Regions from separate parts of the Homo sapiens genome. Here region 1 is linked to region 2. Evidence: chromatin loops called from intact Hi-C (ENCODE). Cell type or tissue: IMR-90. All regions are shown on one strand. Each heading gives the region's core, and the rest is flanking DNA. Links, peaks and the distances in the headings are about the cores only.

Region 1 (10,000 bases), core at 701-8,700, 150 kb before region 2:
CTATGCTGTCCCTAACAACATACTGCCAAAACCAGATGTGGCCAGACCCAGCACTTAACCCCAGAAGGACAGTGTGCTCGGAGCTCTGAGCTGAGCCGTGCACGGCAGCCAGGCCCAGGCTCCGGGACAGCAGGAAGCTCAGCCCTGCCTCGCTCTCAAGTCAAGGCTTGAGGGGAACACCCGCAGGCTGAAGAAGCCCTGCTCATTGCTGGTTGAAAACCGGAAGGTTTCCAGCCCCCCAGGTATGAGTTTCTGGGTGTTCTATCCTTAGGAATCCAAGCTCCAGCCCCTTCGTTTATAAGCCAGTGTGGACTCATCACACATGAAGACGTCTGCCTGTGTCCTGACAGATGCTAGAGAAATTCGGGTAGAATAGTTACTTCTGCAAACCAGTCGGAGAGGCTGGGAGAATCTGCGCTTCTCAAATATATCAACAGCTAACCGTTTATTTTTCTCCCCAGGAACTCTCAACTTTAATCATTTTAAAGTAGGTGGAGAAAACTACACCTGTACACTCAGGGACATGCATGGCCATGAGCTGGATTTTCCAACATAGAATTTCAATTAAAAAAAATAAGAATGTAAATGAGCATGAGTGTGCCCAGAGGCGACTGAGGGAGGCACAGACAGCGGAAGAGATCGGGGCTTTTGATTCTCACTGTTCCTGGTTCCTCGACTAACAATCTAGCTACAGGGAAAGAAGCCTCAAGAGACACTGTGTTAGGATCACACCCTGGGGCTCTCTGCAGCGCCTCATGGCCAGATCACAGGAAAGAGGCCGCCCAAGCCCGGTGGGTGGGCTCTCCACAGGGCACTCCCGCCCCCTCCTCCCATCTGAGGACCATCTCAGAAATATCTGAGCAGGCACCAAGAGCTACCAGCAGGGAGAAAGGCCAACTACAAACGGCCACGGCCGTGGAAAGTAAGCCGAACCCTAGCTGTCGCCTGGCACTGACCACATACGGAGATGGCCTCAGGGCCTCTGGACAGCCACCAGGTGTACCTGCTGAGTCCAAAGTTATTCACATGGCAGAATCGAAGATGATCACGGTAATACCATCTATACCAGCTATCCCTTTGGTCAAAGATTTGCTACACAGCCAATGGGCCTTGTGATTTATGAACCCTCAGCCTGGTTCAAAGGAGCTTTCCATCCTGACCCTTCCCAGCTGCTGCATTTCACGGTGAGGCAGCGCCGGCTGAGCCTCCCATGTGCCCTTAAAACCTAGCCGGAGTGGGCGAGTTCTCAAAAAGGCAGGCAGGTGCTGTGGGTGAAGTTTCTATAAGCAGCTGCCCTGTGGGATGATGAAACTTAGAATCTTGAGCTCATCTACACACATGAACCACCTGAATGCACAGATTCACACGCTCTAGGGAGAAATATACTGGAAGATAAATGGGAAAGAAGAAATCACGGGGCAGGTGTCAGTAGATAGGAATGAGGGAAGAAGCTGCAGGCAGACAAGCTGTGGCTCCTCTGGTGGGATTCTAACACCTGTGCAGAGGCCTCTTTCCCCATCACTCACCTTGCTCTTGGACGGGACACATCTGGCTATTTTGTCCCAGCGGTCAGAGGATCCCCTTGGGTACTGCTGCAACGCCAGTTCCAGAAGTTTCTGTTGATTTTGAGTCCACGGCTCCTCTGCAGACCGAGCTCTCTCTTTTCTCAGGCTCTCCTCGTCGCTGGACTCGTTTTGTTCTGCTATGTCAAAGTCCTTCTGCCGCTTGGCTCTGGACTTCTCCTCTGGCTCCGGCTTCGCTGTAGCCTCCAGCAGCCTGGCTGGCTTCCGCCTCCGAGGCCGGGCATCAGTGGCCCCGGTCTCCTGCTCACCGGAGTCTCCCTCCTGCTCCTCCTCCGCTGCCACCCCCTCTGCGTCCTCTCGCTGGGTGATCATGTCATCGGGCAAGGTGGTGGCCGTTTTGATGGGCCTGGAATTCTGAACTGTCGATTTGAGTTCGGAGAGTCTAACCATTCCTAGGAAAGAGGGTGTGCCACACAGAGGTGAAGGGCAAGGTGAATTAAGGAGACGGTGAGAACAGCAGCTGCCGGGCACAGAGCAGGCAGCGCACTAGGCATTTTGCATGCATGGTTTAATTTCATTTCCACACTACTCTATTCTAGAAAGATAGGGATCATTACCCTAATGTTACAGATGAGAAAAAGAAGACTCAGAAAGCACTAGAGTGGGATTTGAACCCACTTCTGTCTGATTCCAAGCCTTTGTCCCTTTCTCTACTCTGAGGAATAATGGGTATATAAAGAATCAGATTGTGAACAAGAATGCAAACATCTCTTTGAGAGGGAATAACCTGCTACTCAGTATAAGAAAGGATTCACTGGCTCCACTGGAAAGACAAAAATCAACTGGTCAAACCTTAAAACTGTGCTGCCTCTGGAAGGCAAGTGTATGAGTAAATTATACACTTACAAATAGTAGCTACAGTAAGAATTTTTAAACATGGAAAAGAAACATTTTATTAAAAAGTTTATTAGCTGGGCCTGGTGGTATACACCTGTATTCCTAGCTACTAGGGAGGCTAAGGAGGGAGGACTGCTTGAGCCCAGGAGTTTGAGGCTGCAGTCAGCTATGATCACGCCACTGTGCTTCAGCCCGGGCAACAGAATGAGATCTTGTCTCTAAAAGTAATAATAATTAATAACAAAAGCTTTAAACCTTTTAATAGGACAGAATAGATGACAGAGCACTGATATCCTCAATACAGTAGCAGTTACAACTCATTAAGATAAAAGGACAAAGAACACAGCTCACAAAGGAAGAACTACAGTAGCTGATGAGTATCAGAGAACTAAAACAAAGAATCACTACTTTTCAATTATTAAATTGGCAAAGATTAGAAAGTATGACAATACCCAGTGCTGGCAAAATGCAGGGAAATAGGTACATTTGGACACGGGGCGTGGGAGCAGAAACTGGCCCAGCCCAGAGCTGTCCAATGAAACATGCTGTGATACAATTATATAAACCACTTGGTGTAGTACTGAGGAATTAAGTTTTTAACTTTATTTAATTCTAATTAATTTAAACTTTAATATAAATAGCTACATGTGGCAAGTGGCTACCATATTAGACAGCACAGGTCTAGCCTTTTTAAAGAACAATTTGTCAAATGGAGGTGAACCTTAAGAATGTATTTACTTGTGACTCTGTAATTTTACTTAGAGGAGGTTCTCCTATGGAAATAATTACAGATGTATATACAAATTTAGCTACAAAGAGGCAGTATTTTAGGCCAGGTGCAGTGTGGCTCAAGCGTGTAATTCCAGGACTTTGGGAGGCCAAGGCAAGGTGGATCACTTGAGGCCAGGAGTTCCAGACCAGCTTGGGCAACATGGCAAAACCCCGTCTCTACTAAAAATACAAAAAATTAGCTGGGCATGGTGGCGCATGCCTGTCATCCCAACTACTTGGGTGGCTGAGGCATGAAAATCGCTTGAACCCAGGAGGCAGAGGCTGCAGTGAGCCAAGACTGTGCCACTGCACTCCAGCCTGGGAAACAAAGTCTTGCTCTGTCTCAAAACAACAACAAAAAAGGGGGCAATATTTTATTTCCTTTTCTACAGTAATGTTTCCTCTTTATAGTAGGCTTTTATTTAATAAAAAACAAAATCCCAGCTGTACACGGTGGCTCACGCCTGTAATCCCAACACTTTGGGAGGCCAAGGCAGGGGGGATCCCCTGAGGTCAGGAGTTCGAGACCAGCCTGGCCAACATGGTGAAACCCTGTCTCTACAAAAATGCAAAAATTAGCCGGGTGTGGTGGCACGTGCCTGTAATTCCAGCTACTCAGGAGGCCGAGGCAGGAGAATCGCTTGAACCTGGGAGGCAGAGGTTGCAGTGTACTGAGATCGTACCACAGCCTGGGCGACAGAGTGAGACTCCGTCTAAAAAAAAAAAAAAAAAATCTAGATATAATTTTTAAAAATATAAAAACTACAAAAAGGAATACAATGAAAAGTGGCTTAGTCTGCATTCCTGGTCTGCTCTGTAAGAGGCAAAAATGAGTTGGAGTGTGAGTGTGTGAACGTCTAGAAACAGTGTCACACACCCTATGTAGCTGCATTAGCCTTCTCCTTTCTTACGTTAATGGCAACAAACTCCCTGGAGGTTATTCTGTATTAGCTCACTAAAGTTCCAGGTCCTAGTCTTTTGTTACTACTAACAAGTGGCATTTCATAATCATTATCTCCTCCATATTTTTTATTATGAACCCCATCAATAAAACATCTTTGAAAACACAATTTTTTTTTATTTTTATTTTTTGAGATGGAGTCTCACTCTTTCACCAGGCTGGAGTGAAGGGGCGCGATTTTGCCTCCCTGCAACCTCTGCCTCCTGGGTTCAAGTGATTCTCCTGCCTCAGCCTCTCGAGTAGCTGGGACTACAGGCGTCAGCCTCTCGAGGAGCTGGGACTACAGGCACGCGCCACCATGCCCAGCTAATTTTTGTATTTATAGAACAGACGAGGTTTCACCATGTTGGCCAGGATGGTCTCAATCTCTTGACCTCGTGATCTGAGTGCCTCAGCCTCCCAAAGTGTTGGGATTACAGGCATGAGCCACCACGCCCAGCCGAAAATGCAATTCTAATATATGTATATTTACTTATTCAATTATATCCACCACAATCTAAAAACATCATTAAGTGACATGAAACATTCTAATGAAAATATTAATATTAAAAACAATGAGATTGAAAAATTGCTTAATACTGGATAAAATACTCAATTAAAGGTCTGGCTCCAAATTTGCTTTATTTTGGCACCTAACTTTGAATGGCCATCCTAGTTGGAAAAGATGACCCAAAAGGATACATCTATCCACATGTAGCGTCCTGCTGGCCAAGTTTACCATGCTCTGGTATTCATTGTGCAATACAAATTATGAAAACATTTTCATAAAAATCTTCCCCAAGCCAATCATTTGTTCTTGCAAACTAAATAGAAAGTGTTACTTATTTATCTGAGATGGGGCTCTTGCTCTGTCACCCAGGCTGGAGTGCAGTGGTGTGATCATAGCTCACTGCAGCCTCCAACTTCTGGGCTCAAGTGATCCTCCCACCTCAGCCTCCTGGGCAGCTGGGACTACAGGCCTACACCATCACGCCTGGCTGTATTTTTAACAAATGAGTTCACTTTGTTTGAAAGATTTACAGGTTAAAATTCTATTTTCAACATTTTTAAATCCGTAAAAATAAGAGTTTTTATAGGTCACATTGTTTTGGCCATAGAATAACACATAACAAAGAAAATACTTTCAAACATCGACTTTGTTTTTTTTGTTTTTTGAGCCAGTCTCGCTCTGTTGCCCAGGCTGGAAGTTCAGTGGCATGATCTCGGCTCACTGCAACCTCTGCCTCCCGGGTTCAAGTGATTCTCCTGCCTCAGCTTCCCGAGTAGCTGAGACCACAGGCATGGGCCACAACACCCAACTAATTTTTGTAGTTTTAGTAGAGACCGGGTTTCACTATGTTGGCCAGGCTGGTCTCGAACTCCTGACCTCAGGTGATCCGCCCATCTTGGCCTCCCAAAGTGTCAGGATTACAGGCGTGAGGCACCGTGCCCAGCCAAGCATCTACTTTCAAACGTCCTTTCTACAGCATAAATATCTTTCAAAACACTTTCACATTCATTGTTAAAAATCCATCTTTATTTTGTAAAAACATTTTAATATAATAAAATGATTAAAGATATTAGTCTTCAGCGAGTATGCTGCTATTAACATAAGAAAGAGGGAGGCAAATACAGACAGTCTGTGCAAGACTAGTTATACTTCTAGACGTGTACGCCCTCACACTCCAATTCATTATTCCCTCTGTGGAAGGGGGCCAGGAACCCAGACTCAGACACTTTTCATTGCATTCCCTTTTGTACTGTTTTAATTTTTTAAGTGTGTGCAGGTTGTTTTTTTTTTTTTTTTTTAGACCCTACGCCAAGAATTTATTTATTTATTTGGTAAAAGAAAAGTATAAAATTGAGGATCTTTAAATTCAAAAACTTTTAAAAGTACTTTGTCAAAATACTAGGAAGCCTCTGTGTAATAGGAAATATTCCCATGGTTGCCTTCCACCTTATAAAAAGATGTCACTGAAACTCTGGGGTTATCTATACATTCACTCAACTGGGTATCTTGTTGCAATATCTTGAGAGTGAAAGAACATGGGATGATGCCAAGTGACGAGGCCACCATCAGCCTGTGAGTGCTGTGGAAATCCCATTTTTCCCTTGGGAAACGTTGGTGCCCTATGTACGTAACACATAAGCTCTGCTAATGGGCACAGTGAGGGTGCTGGCATAAGTCGGAATATCAAAGATGAGAAAGTTTAATTCCTCTCTCACTGCCTTAAGATAAAAACAAAGATCAACAGAAATTCAAATACGGTCTTCTTATATTCCAAAGAATCATCCTGTCTACCTCACTTTGGAGACCACAACTTCAGAACAATAAAAAAAAAATGGAAACAAACAAAATGTCCAACAATAGAAACTTGTTAAATAAACTATGGGGCAGACATCTATACTATGGACTACTATGGAGCCATTAAGAAGATGATACAGACATATGAGTGTACGGAGTGAAAAAATGTAAAACAGTATTGCGGTACAGTCCCATTCTTGTAAAAATATTATATGCACATATGTGCATCAGAAAAGTCTGAAGAAATATCTCTCTCAAAATAACAACAATTGGTAGGTTACATGTGATTGTTATTTTCTTCCTTTTGTTTATCTGTATTTTTTTGAGTTTCTATTAGCGAACATTTCTTTCCATGCTCACTAAAGCAACTCTCTTAAGAAACAGCCAAATACCTCCATCTGGGTGTGTTCTTATCTGTAGAAGGTCATTTTCCCCTGTGCTAGCCTATTAAGCCAGCTGTGTTTTCTAAACCATCCATTTCAAACACTTTGAAAGGTATCCAAAATCTTAGGAAACAATTTTAGAATTTCTAATAATACTTCAGAAGCACAGCTTTATGGCTTAAATGGATCACACTGCTTACGGATTCTTTGTTAATTTGTGAACATAATCAGAAGAAATACTTTTATTTCAAAATTCTTTGGCTTCTTAAAGGCTATTAAAAAACAAAATAAAACACATAATTTAATGAATATATTTGTGACAAAGACCTTATGGTGCTTTTAGAGAGTCACAGGATGTTTGGATGTGGCCAAATATCACATCGGATTTGCCTCTTTTCCTCTCTGTCCTGATGCTGGATCTGCTCTCTGCTCAAAGCTGCTTCTGGTGCCTTCTCTCAGCCACAGGTGTTGCCTCAGAGATGCACTTAAATATTCAACTCCACATTTCCTGTTTTCTTCATACTTCTGACCCCCCTCCACCAAGCTCCAGGAAGATCTACGTCAGTTCCTTACTCTGAGCTGCGCTGCCTTTTCAATGGTATGATTTTGGAGAATGTCTTGAAGTAGGCTTCTGTCATATAACATCCCATTGCCCCGTCTCTGCCTCCATGCCCACAGAAATAACTTCATTGGCAGAAAAAGAAATCCAGAAATTTCCTCTTGCTAAAGCCTGGAGAACTCCAAGTTGAATTCTTTTAAAAAAATTTTTTTTTACGTTTATTTTTCAGAAATGGGGGGTCTCACTATGTTGCCCAGGCTGGTTTTGAACTCCTGGGCTCAAGTGATCCTCCCGCCTCGGCCTCTAGAGTAGTTGAAACTATAGCTGTGCCACCACGCCCGGCTGGGGTGGCTTTTTGAGATCTCTGGGTTTGCTAATTGTTGGCTTGTTCATCTGCATTACTCTCCCTGGGACCTGTATTTGAGTTAGGTTGCAAAGTTTCTGAAGCATGTTCTTATTTCCTGGTTCTAAGCAAAGAATATGGAGACTCTAACAAAATTCCAGTTAATCTTGGAGGAAATTGATTTTAAGAAACATAAATGGGGCTGAGCACGGTGGCTCACGCCTGTAATCCCAGCAATTTGGGAGGCCGAGGTGAGAGGATCAAGAGGTCAGGAGTTCAAGACCAGCCTAGCCAAGATGGTGAAACCAGGTCTCTACTAAAAATACAAAAATCTGTCAGGTGCAGTGGCGGGCGCCCGTAATCCCAGCTACTCGGGGGCTGAGGCAGGAGAATCACTTGAACCTGGGAGGCAGAGGTTGCAGTGAGCCGAGATTGCGCCACTGCACGCTAGCCTGGGCAACAGAGCAAGACTCCGTCTCAAAAAAAAGGAAACATAAATGCCTGGGAAAGCTGTTAGCCATTTATCCCAAAGGGCAGCTCTGCAAGTGCGGCAGTGACAGGGGTGGACAGTGCAGGGAAACAGTGTGCACATAGCATTTGCGTGGTGTGCAGATGGGCTTTCTCCTGTGTTCCCCGTCCCCACAAATTAAACTATAGAAGACGATCTGTATACTTATTTAACCTTATTAATTAAATACATCTTCTCGGCACCAGTATGTGCAGGGCTGGACTGGCTTGCTGGTGCCCGTATTTCAACCCTTTTTGGAGATATGACCAGATTTAGAGTTCATTAGGCAAAACTTCTAGACCCTTGTATTTAAAGAAGTTATTATAAAAAGGGATTAATTTAGAAGAAACCACTTTAGATTAATGAGATAGAGGAAGTATGAACTCACCTGGGGAGCAGGTCACTGAATCCTTCAGTTGCTTGGCTTTGGTTGTCACCTGTTTCAAAACATAAAAGCAAAAATCTTACTTTCCATGTACCTACTATATGCTGAGTGAAACGATTCCATGTAAGCTCCATGTGAATGAACACAGTTCATTGGATCTTAGGCCTGAAAGACCCTCAGTCGTCTGTCGCATCCATTAATGTAATTAACAAGAAAACTGAAGCCCAGAGAGATTAAATGGATAGCTCCAAAACACCCATCCACTCAGCAGCAGCTTCAGGACAAGAACTCACATCCCTAGACTCCTTCTAGTTCAATGACAGTTCCGTTATACGAGGCTGCCTCTTTTCATTTTTATTTTTTTTTAATACTTTAAGTTCTAGGGTACATATGCACAACGGGGGCTGCCTCTTAAAAGATACTACTTTCAAGGCCGGGCATGGTGGCTCATGCCTGCAATCCTAGCACTTTGGGAGGCCAAGGTGGGTGGATCACTTGAGGTCAGGAGTTCAAGACCAGCCTGTCCAACATGGGGAAACCCCGTTTCTATGAAAATACAAAAAGTAGCTGGGCAAGGCGGTGGTTGCCTGTAATCCCAGCTACTCGGGAGGCTGAGGCAGGAGAATCGCTTGAACCCAGGAGGCGGAGGTTGCAGTAAGCTGACATTGCACCACTGCACTCCAGCCTGGGCATCGGAGTGAGACCCTGCCTAAAAAAAAAAAAAAAAAAAAAAGATACTACTTTCATTATGCAAACAGGTCATTTTTTAAACCTAGAATTTCCAGAAATGGAATATCTTTCTTCACTGGAGAATATTCTACCACTGAGTATTGCAATCAGTGGGGAAAATGACATTTATGCTAATAGTGTTATAAGATAAAAGTCCTTCCTTTCTGCAACCTGGAAGGGAACCCTAAGAGCATCTGAGATTGACATTGGAGGAAGAATCTGTTGATGGAGTGGGGCAGCTGCACCCAAGAACCATGATACCTTTACACATATGAGTGTGGATCCACAGAAAGAATTTGGTCTGGTGGTAATTTTTTTTCTTTATATAAATGGTATCATATTTCACGTCTTATTCTATAGCTTGCTCTTTCTTCATTTAACAATGTCTTTGAGATCTACATACAGAATTGCCTTATTTTTCTTTTATCTTCTCTTTCTCTGTCAACTTATTTTGTTTGTTTGTTTGTTTTTAAAGATATGTTGCTATGTTGCAGTCTTGCTATGTGGCCCAGAATGGCCTGTAACTCCTAGGCTCAAATGATCCTCCCACCTCAGCCTCCTGAGTAGCTGGGACTACAGGCATGAGCCACTGCACTTGGCTTTCTTTTTTAAAATTGAGATAAAATTTACAGAGTGTAATGTGCAGACTTTAAATGT
Region 2 (10,000 bases), core at 1,715-9,714:
TATTCCTAAAATCATTGAATCAATACAATACAGATGTATTGTTAATATAGTAAAAGATCTCTTAATTCTTTTCATCCCCACTTTTATGTTCCTACCTCATTTCTATGAGGATTCACACAAGCCCTAGGCCAGGTAAACAATGGTACTACTAGAAGAGCACAGATGGCCATGCAACCAACTTACTCATCCTCCCATGCCCATATATAGTTTAAGTTTCAACAGGGTTTTGGGTTAAGGTTTTATAGCCCTTAACATTCCCCACCCCCCTTAAAAAAAGTCAACCCTAAAGAAGTATTATTTTATATTAAGCCATATGAGTCATTTATACCTTGGTGTGAATGAATGAATGAGCTTATTAGCTTCTTTCCACAGAGTAGGTTTTAATAGTAGGGAAGAAGAAAAGGTCAGGAAGGCATTGGCTCCTTGAGGGGAGTAGGAAATGTGGCACATGCAAGAAAAGAAGGGCACAGATTAGTTATTTATGAGAGGTAAAAGAAAGTAGGCTGAAATCAATCATCACAGTATAGCACAGTGAAATATGGTGATTAAGAGGACAGATTTGGAGCCAGACTATCTGAATTAAGAACTCAGCTCTGCCATCTTACTAGCTATGTGACATTCAGAAAATTATTTTACTTCTCTGTGGGTCCATTTTCTCATTCATAAAATGGGGATAACAAAAGTACCTAACTTATAGGACTGTTATGAAGATTAAATGTGTTAATACCTGGGAAACAGTTAGAATGATATCTTCTACACAGTTAGGCCTTATATGTATGTTAGCTATTTTTATTATTACTTCTACCAATTTGACAAGGATCTTGTTTTCCAACACAAAGGATGAGTTTTGTGCTTCATACTTCACCAAAATTCCCCTGCCAAATCCTGTATCTTCTTGCTTATGTGACCTTTTTAATTGCATCCTTCTCACTTCATTTTGCTGTATAATAGCAACCTCTCCCTAGTAGTCCTGCCAAATTTGAACATTTTCCCTGTTAATGTTTCTTCTTCCTGCTATGGGACATAATCCCACTAAAACTTCCTCTTTGAAATACACATTTAATCCAAATCCTCACTTATCTGAGGACTGCAATCCACCCAATCACCCTAACCTACTCTACTTAATCTGAGACTTTCATTACATTCCCTAGTTTCAGTCACTATTTTTATCTTCCTTTTGCTCCATTTCTAAGCATTTATTTAAACATTCCTCATGTTTTTTTTTTTTCATATCTTACCTATGCTTTGAAATCAAATTACAATATGCCCACTCCAGGAAACATTACTTCCTTAACAATCTATGAACTCAAGCAATTCTACTTTACTAAACAACTCTACATTGTTTCAACCATCCCTGTGTATAGTTTGGGGTATCACACTTTAAGATGCACTGACAAATAGAAAGACTTTAAAAGGAAAGTGATTAAATAGGGAGGCAGCTTGAAACTCTATTTTTATAAGGGATTAGAGATAAGAAGACTGGGGATAACTTCATAACTACCATACAATATCTCAAGGTTTATTACAGGCAAGAATGTTGTAAACTACTGCATATGATTCCAGAGATGAAAGTTTTGACTTTGGATCAATATGAGGAAGAAGCCAGGTGTGGTGGCTCACACCTGCAATCCTAGCACTTCGGGAAGCCCAGGTGGGCGGATCACTTGAGGGCAGGAGTTCAAGACTAGCCTGGCCAACATGGTGAAGCCCCATGTGTACTAAAAATACAAAAAATTAGCCAGGTGTGGTGGCAGGCACCTGTAATCCCCGCTACTCAGGAGGCTGAGGCAAGAGAATTGCTTGAACCTGGGAGGTGGAGGTTGCAGTGAGCCAAGATCACACCACTGAACTCCAGCATGGGCCACAGAGTGAGACTCTGTCTGAAATATATGAAATATATATGAAATATATTATATATAATAATATATATAAATATATAATATAATATAATATATAAATATATATAATATAATATACATAAATATATATTATATATAAAATATATATAATATATAAAATATATATATAATATATAATATATAAAAATATATAATATATAATATATAAAAATATATAATATATAATATATAAAAATATATATTATATATATAAAATATATATTATATATAATATATATAAAATATATATAATATAGAGAAAATATATATATATATTTTATATATATATATATATAAGAATTTCCTAATAATTAAAATTACCTGAAAATGAAATCGGCTGATTTTGGAGATAGTATTCAAGAAGAAACCACGTGGCTATTCTTTAAGGTATGTTCTAAGGTATGGCTATTCTGTAAGGTATGCTTTTGAATCCAAGCATTCAAAAGAGGATGAATAAGATAAATTGTTTTCAACCTTTTTTCCCTCCCATTTTTCATGGGGGGGGGGTGAATTCAAGTGAATAAAATTATAATAAAATCGTTTAATGGGAAAAATAAGCACAAAAACTTATTTGGGTCCAGAGTAAACTCCAGTTTACCTACACAGAAAGTTAGATTTCCTGGGGATATAAACTTCTAATCCATCCTTATAGCCCTAGTACACTGCCTGGCACTTACAGAAGCTTAATAAATATTTAATGAATAATTAAATGCTTACTTCAATTGATTAGGGCTCTGAACTGCCTGCCTCATAATACTGTATTAAAATTATGGAGTTTACATTTTTCCAAACAGAAAGAACTCCTATTCTCAAGGAGTTTATAATCCTTATGAATGGAACCATGAGCAAAAGTTTTTATTCTAGAAGCAACTGTATTAGTACTTAAAATTTCTTTCTTTTTTTTTTTCCCCAAGACAGAGTCTCGCTGTGTCGCCCAGGCTGGAGTGCAGTGACATGATCTCAGCTCACTGCAACCTCCGCCTCCCGGGTTTAAGCAATTATCCCTGCCTCAGCCTCCCAAGTAGCTGGGATAACAGGTGCCCACCACCACGTCTGGCTAATTTTTGTATTTTTTAGTAGAGACGGGGTTTTGCCATGTTGGCCAGGCTGGTCTTGAACTCCTGGCCTCAGGTGATCTGCCTGCTTCGGCCTCCCAAAGTGCTGGGATTACAGGCGTAAGCCACCGCCCCTGGCCAATATTTAAGATTTCCTGAAGAGCTCAAAACCTGCCTTCATAGACATCAAACAGGGGACAGGTTTTACATTTAAACTATGGCTAACTTAAATAATGTATGAGTGTTCTTTGTACGTAATTATAGAGCATAGGCTCCTGCACAAGAAGACATTAAACAGGGATATTTATGCTTATTTATTGAACCATTATTATATGTATTGTACATTATTAGGATATGTGGTGATTATATAAGATACAACAGTTTCCCTTAAGGAATATGTAAAAATAACTATAAATATTAACTAAAATATGGAATATAGAATATAAGCTCTGTGAGAACAGGAATTGTTGTCTTTCACCCCCTACCCCTGCCCCGGCACAAAGTAAATAATGCAATCAATAAATAAAGTTTGTTGAATGAATTACTGGCAAAGAAAGTGGTGCTCACTCAACATTCTGTTTCCCTATATTCCGCTGTCCTCTTAAGATTAGGTGGGGTCAGAAGACTAGTTCTGGATGGGCTGTGGATGGAAATATCATGTGTCATTTCCAAACCAACTCACAGAAAAACTCATGCAAATCCTCCAGCTCTCTCCTCTTGTCATAATGAGCAAGGAGGCCACATGTTCCAGATGGATACAGCTAAGAAGGTGGTGAACACATCATTGCTCTGAGCTCCTGAATGGTTAGGTAGACCAGAATGCCCACTTTCCTATCAACCAGTGACAGACATGAGGCATATGCCAGAAACAGACTAAGGTCTATCAGTCTACCGTGATTAATACAAATAGTAAATGCTGTAAAGTTAGTATGGAGAACATACAATGAGAATTTTTCAGTTGGCCTGATGAAGGAAGGCTTCATAATGATGATAATTTAGTTAAGCCTGAAGATACAATATTTCCAAGATTAGTAAGCTGTGAGATAGGGAATATCCTTACATTAAACCTTTTTTTTTTTTCTTTTTCAGATGGAGTCTTGCTCTGTCACCCAGGCTGGAGTGGAGAGGCAAGATCTCGGCTCACTGCAACCTCCACCTTCTGGGTTCAAGCGATTCTCCTGCCTCAGTCTCCCAAATAGCTGGGACTACAGGTGCCTGCCACCACACTCGGCTAATATTTATATTTTTAGTAAGACGGCGTTTCACAATGTTGTCCAGGCTGGTCTCGAACTCTTGATCTCTGGTGATCCGCCCACCTTGGCCTCCCAAAGTGCTGGTGTGAGCCACCGCACCCGGACACCCTTTAACATTCTTGACATAGTTCATTAAGTGATAAGAGAACATGCTAAGGTGGCACTGTTTATAATGTTTTGGTTCACTTTTATCTCTCCATATAAACATCAACATATTAAGCAATCCAAAGAAAAGCTTAAGAAACAAGGGCATTAAACTAACAGAAAACCAAACACTGCATGTTCTCACTCATAAGTGGGAGCTGAAAAATGAGAATACGTGGACACAAGAAGGGGAATAACACACATCAGGGCCTGTGGTGGGGTGGGAAGAGGGTGAGCTTCAGGATAAATAGCTAATAATGCATATGGGGCTTAATACCTAGGTGATGGGTATTAAGCAAACCACCATGGCACACGTTTCCCTATGTAACAAACCTGTAAATTCTGCACATGTAGCCCAGAACAAGAAAAGAAAGGAAAGAAAGGAAGGAGAGGAGAGGAGAGGAGAGGAGAGGAGAGGAGAGGAGAGGAGAGGAGAGGAGGAAGGAAAGGAAGGAAAGAAAAGGAAGAAAGAAAGAGAGAGATGGAGAGAGAGAAAGAGACAAAGAAGAGAGAGAGAAAGAAAGAGGGGGGGAAGAGAGAAAGAGGGAGAGAGGGAGAAAGAAAGAGAAAGAGAAAAAGAGAAAGAAAGAGAGAGAAAGGAAGGAAGGAAGGAAGGAAGGAAGGAAGGAAGGAAGGAAGGAAGGCGGGAAGGCGGGAAGGCGGGCAGGCGGGGCAGGCATTGATTTACAGTGGTAGGGGGAGGGAAATACCACCTGTCCTGATGGGAATAAGGAACGTGGAAGAGCTATGAGGAAGGATACCTAGAAACAATATAGAGGATGTTCTATTTCTTTTTCATTGTTTGATAGCCCAAATCTTCTCTTTCGTTTGAGGCTTAGAAATAACCTTCAATGTAGGAAAATACCATAAGTACATTTCTGAAAATCTGCCCACAAAATCAAATGCTCTATATTGTTTTGTTCTCCCATTGACTTATACTATAATCTCAGAATTACATATAATATGCAATAAAATTACAATGAAAAATATAGAAAAACTGTAAAATTGTACATTTTGATAAGAGTCAAAATTTCTGTACAGAACTATAATAAGACTAAATCCACAAAAAGTAATAAAAATAAAACAGAAAACCAGAAGCTACTGTCTTCCTCTGGTCTGAGACTGTAATATTCAAGGAGATGCACAGCCTAAAAACTATTTTTTCCATTTGTTCCAAGAGATAGAAGAGACTGTAGAAGCCATTTATTCAGCCCTAACTCAATGTAAGAATCCTACAACTTATGTCCTACAGATGTCCCCAACTTAATGATGGTTTAACAGAACAACTTTTCCATTTTATGATGGTGAGATAGTGATATGCATTCAGTAGAAACCATACTTCCAGGGTCTATATAATCATTCTGTTTGTTTTTTCTTTCAGTACAGTATTCAGTAAATTACATGGGATATTCAGCGCTTTTTAAAAATAAAATAGGCTTTGTATTAGATTATTTTACCCAACTGTGGGCTAAACGTAAGTGTTCTGAGCGTGTTTAAGGTAGGCTAGGCTAAGCTATGAGTTTCCGGAGGTTAGGTATATTTAATGTATTTGCAACTTAGGGTATTTTCTCCTTATGATGGGCTTATCAGGATGCAATCGATAAGTTGAGGAAAATGTGTAATTATAATCAGCCTGAACATTCTGACAGGGAGTTTAAGATTACACAGCTTATACTATAAAGTTCTAGTTATCGACCTGGGGCGAAATTTATTCTTTTTTAGTTTTTATTTTTCTTATGTATTTTTTTCTTATATTTTAATATTTATTTTCATCTGCTTTCAGTTTCATTTCTACCATTAACTAGTTGTGTCACTTTGGGGAAATTGTTTCACCAATTTGAGTCTTAAGTATTTTCATCTATAAAATATGGAATTGATGAGACTATATGTTGCTAACATCCTACCTAACATTTTGTGGCTTTTTATCTTTTCTACATCTAGCAATAACTTACAAAACTCTATAGTCTGTCTTTGGATCTCTGAGTACTTGCATAAGATGCAAGGATTTACTTTCAGAGGGTGGAAGTAAGGAATCTCTGTCTTATGTTGTAAGGTCATTCCAGTTTGCCTGTATCCCTTTGTCCTGTAGCAGTAGTTTCAGCTTATAAAAATTCAGATGAACTTCTCCATCTATTTTCATTTGTTTATGTATTTCCTGTGTCAGGTTTCTGTATGTGTGTGTGTCTGAAAAGTTTTAAAAAGTTTTAGAGTATTAAAAGCAAGCTGCCTCATCCCTTGGAAAATCTGTTTAACTCTAAGTAGAAGGGCAGGCGACTCAGCTTGAAACAAATGCCTCATAGCCTTTTAGAAGCTTTTTTTCCTGCTAATTAGCTGTGAATGTTCTGTTTGTTTGGTTTCTGACAGAGTCCTAGCAAGCAGAAGCGAAGGGGCTAGAAAGGAAGGGCCCTAATTGTCAGGGAGGGTGACCTCCAGGCTTGTCCACAGTTGTAGTCTCCATGGGAGAAGCAGCTTCTTGGGAGGGAGGATGCTTCCATTTATAGACAGTTGTATAAAGTATAGTACTCCCTTTACTCTTAGGCAACTTTTTTTTTTTTTTTTTAGGTAAAAGCCAGAGCTGTACAGAGAAGATTCCTCTATTTTCTCAGCCACTACTCCTAGGCAACCTATACATCCTGATGGGGGTGGGGATATGCATGCTGGAAACTTCCTATGACAATTTTTATTTGACTGGTGTTCTTGTTAGATCTGTTAGTAATGAGAAAAGATGGGACTGGAACTTAAAAAGGTAAAAAATTTACAACTTTAGGCAATGCACAACCAAATGAGTTTTATATTTTATAAATTATGCTACCGAGAAATGTAATATATGAGTCAGAGAGAAACTTGAATGGTGAATTCCTAGAAAAATCAAACAAATTCTCAAGCAAATTAAGTTCTGACTGCTGAAGACCTGTTTGATCTCAGAAAATGCAGAGAACTGTGTCTATGATTTAGACTGGTAATCACTTGGGATATGTGGCACTTCCTGATTTTATGAGAGAAACTGATGGTCTGAACAATCTAAATTATTATGGGCCCAAATATTTAAGGTTCTGAAACAGTTGCGAAAATAAACTAAGTTATAACAGCTAAATTGAAAATATGCACAGAGCACTGATTATATGTCACCAACTACTTGCTATTTTCCAGGTTACAGAACATATAATCAATTTAAAAATACCCAAGAAGGGCATTTTGGAGGTTACAAAAATTTCCTGGGGTTACAAGCCGAACACAACCAACAAAGAAGATTGGTTTTTGTCAGATTCCAAGAGAATGTGTACTTTCTTCAAACCCACCAGGAGAGCAGAAACAGACTGGTAAGATGTCAAAGTGTCACGGGAGCTATATTTTAAATGTTACAATTAAATTCTTGCCTCAAAGGATTTAAGCCCTCTGTTGATATAGTCCAAGTTCCTTGTTATATACTAACTCATACCCACATCTTCTGGGGATCACTCTACTTGCTTTGTTAGCTATCTCAACACACTTCCTGAAGCTCCCCCTGCTTCCTTGTATGTAGTCATCCATTTCACTCCTCTCCAGTGTTCTCTCATCTCTCTAAACACACACACACCAGCCTTCCATTCATTCATCAATTTACAAACACCATATTCTTTTCCTGTAATTTCTCACTTGACTTTTACCTTTTCTGCCTATGTAGATTACATGGGGCGTACATTTGACTAAATATAGAAATATCCATGCATCTTGTCCTTGAATACTGACCCACTTGGGAAATGTCTGATATTAATTTAATATTATCAAATATTTAACATCCACTAAGTATAATAGCTTTTCACTGTTTGGCTTTGTTCTTCTATCACTTCTTATAATTCTCCCAATATCCTTCTCAGAGCAAAGGAAAGGAACAAAATCCAGTGCTCTGGAGGTAATAAGGACCTTTACAAAGAAGCAAGGGGAACTATCAAAGAGATACTTTTACCTCTATCTTGCCTAATCACAGAACCACTTCATTTATTTTCTGCTGATTTCACAGTCCTTATGTACTTTATTTCTACCATTCCTAACAATGTACACAGATCTTTCACAGATGTGTGTGTAATCAAAGAAACACTTTGTTGTCTTATCAGTTAACTTTATTCTGTCTAAATATTCTTTTTAGACTTGTCATATCAGATTTACCTGTTATAATATAAATTCCTAAATAGATATACTCAGAATCTACAGACCTGGAATACAGTCTGAGAAGACAGTAATGGGCTGCATGATACCCTCTTTAAAAAAAGGCTGTTGTATAATGTTTTCCTTAGGATGCTTTTAGCCTTAACACAGTATGATTTTATGGGAAGTACTGCATCTACAAAATTATCTTTGTATACCACCTAGTATACAAAGTGGGCACTTAACTGTTAAGTGTCTATTCATCTTTCAATACTCAGTTCAAGTGTTTACTCTTTTTAGTTTTCTTTGGTCATCCCAAATAGAGACAACCTTACTTCTCTGACTATCTACAGAAGTCACTGTTCATACTAAAATGTGAAGCATATATACCGTATTGTAGAATGGTTATTTAAATTCATGTGTTATAACTGCTACCTGACATTAAGGTCCTAGAGAAGGCATATTTATCTCTGTAGTCCCTAGTAGTGCTTTGTTCTGATATACATTTAATATCTTTTTATTGAACTGGCTGAACTGTCTTTCTAAACATCTGACCAAAAGACATCTTAAGAATCAAATGTGGAAATAATTACTTGCATTTGTAATTTTGTTTGGGAGGAAATAGAAAATAATTTAGGTATACTAAGCAGGCAACAGGAGTTTTCTTAGGGCTCTTAGATGCTAAGTAATAAAAGCGAACTTGGGAGCACAGGTGAGCCAGAAATCCCACTTTCCCAATCTTACCAGACGACCTTATGTATGTGAAGCGTAGCAAAGGAATGGGTATTTAGAGGATGAATGGGAAGGAAAGAAATTAAACTGAAGAACTATTGCTATGACAAGATTTGGGTACAGATTCTGCCAGTGTAAAGGTCACTTGCTGGAAGCCTCTGAATCTCCCACTTTTAGCTTGGACCCTGCTTCTTAACCAATAGCTATATACAGACATCAAATATTTGCAGCTCAGTTTTAATTAACTTTTCATAAAATTCAAGGAATTTACGCCAAAAGTAAAACTCTTTTAACTTACATGTGCTTAACTAATTTACTGTATACTTATAAGAGCTGCGTGTGTTAACTCTTAAACCTCCTAGTGGTAGTTATACTTGTTATTCTAATTACATGATTCAATTAATTACCATCTAAAAAAGGATGAGATATGAGTAAGAAATAAGAATTGTTTCTATGAAAACCAAGTTGAATGCTTTGGCAAGCTCAAAATAAGAGTTGTTAAAAATGCTGTTTTAATGTCCCACCTAGGGTACCCCCATCTCCCAAAAAAAAAAAAAAAAGTCTGGCTTGGAGGTGTGTGCCTATAGTCCCAGCTACTTGGAAGGCTGAGGTGGGGGGATCACTTGAGCCCAGGAGTATGAGGCCAGCCTGAGCAACATGGCAAGACCCTGTCTCTAAAAAATAAAAATTAAATTAAATTAAATTAAAATGAAGTTAACTAGATGTCAGAAAGCCAATTATGAAAGACTTGGAGAAAACCATATATATCTACAAAGATTATACAATTACACTG

The links. A loop is a pair of places that touch in the nucleus more often than their neighbours do. Peaks named below come from ENCODE experiments on the same cell type or tissue, not always from the same donor. Only the 100,000 strongest peaks of a DNase experiment are listed, where the experiment ranks them.
Region 1: a loop joins it to region 2, with 2.2 times the contacts of the local background. A loop is called at or near these places in 1 of 110 quality-filtered maps.

The regions. Positions count from the first base shown.
Region 1 is chr10:21,757,644-21,767,643 of GRCh38, forward strand. DNAJC1 (DnaJ heat shock protein family (Hsp40) member C1) reads right to left here. Exons shown (of 12, transcript NM_022365.4): 10 at 8,618-8,666; 11 at 1,527-1,975. Among named protein-coding and RNA genes, the nearest start is that of MLLT10, 230 kb to the left of the region's middle. In IMR-90, for the core only: no CTCF peak of the experiment used is centred there; no DNase peak of the experiment used is centred there.
Region 2 is chr10:21,906,095-21,916,094 of GRCh38, forward strand. All of the region lies in intron 6 of DNAJC1 (DnaJ heat shock protein family (Hsp40) member C1), which reads right to left. Among named protein-coding and RNA genes, the nearest start is that of DNAJC1, 93 kb to the right of the region's middle. In IMR-90, for the core only: no CTCF peak of the experiment used is centred there; no DNase peak of the experiment used is centred there; H3K27ac peaks cover 167 bases.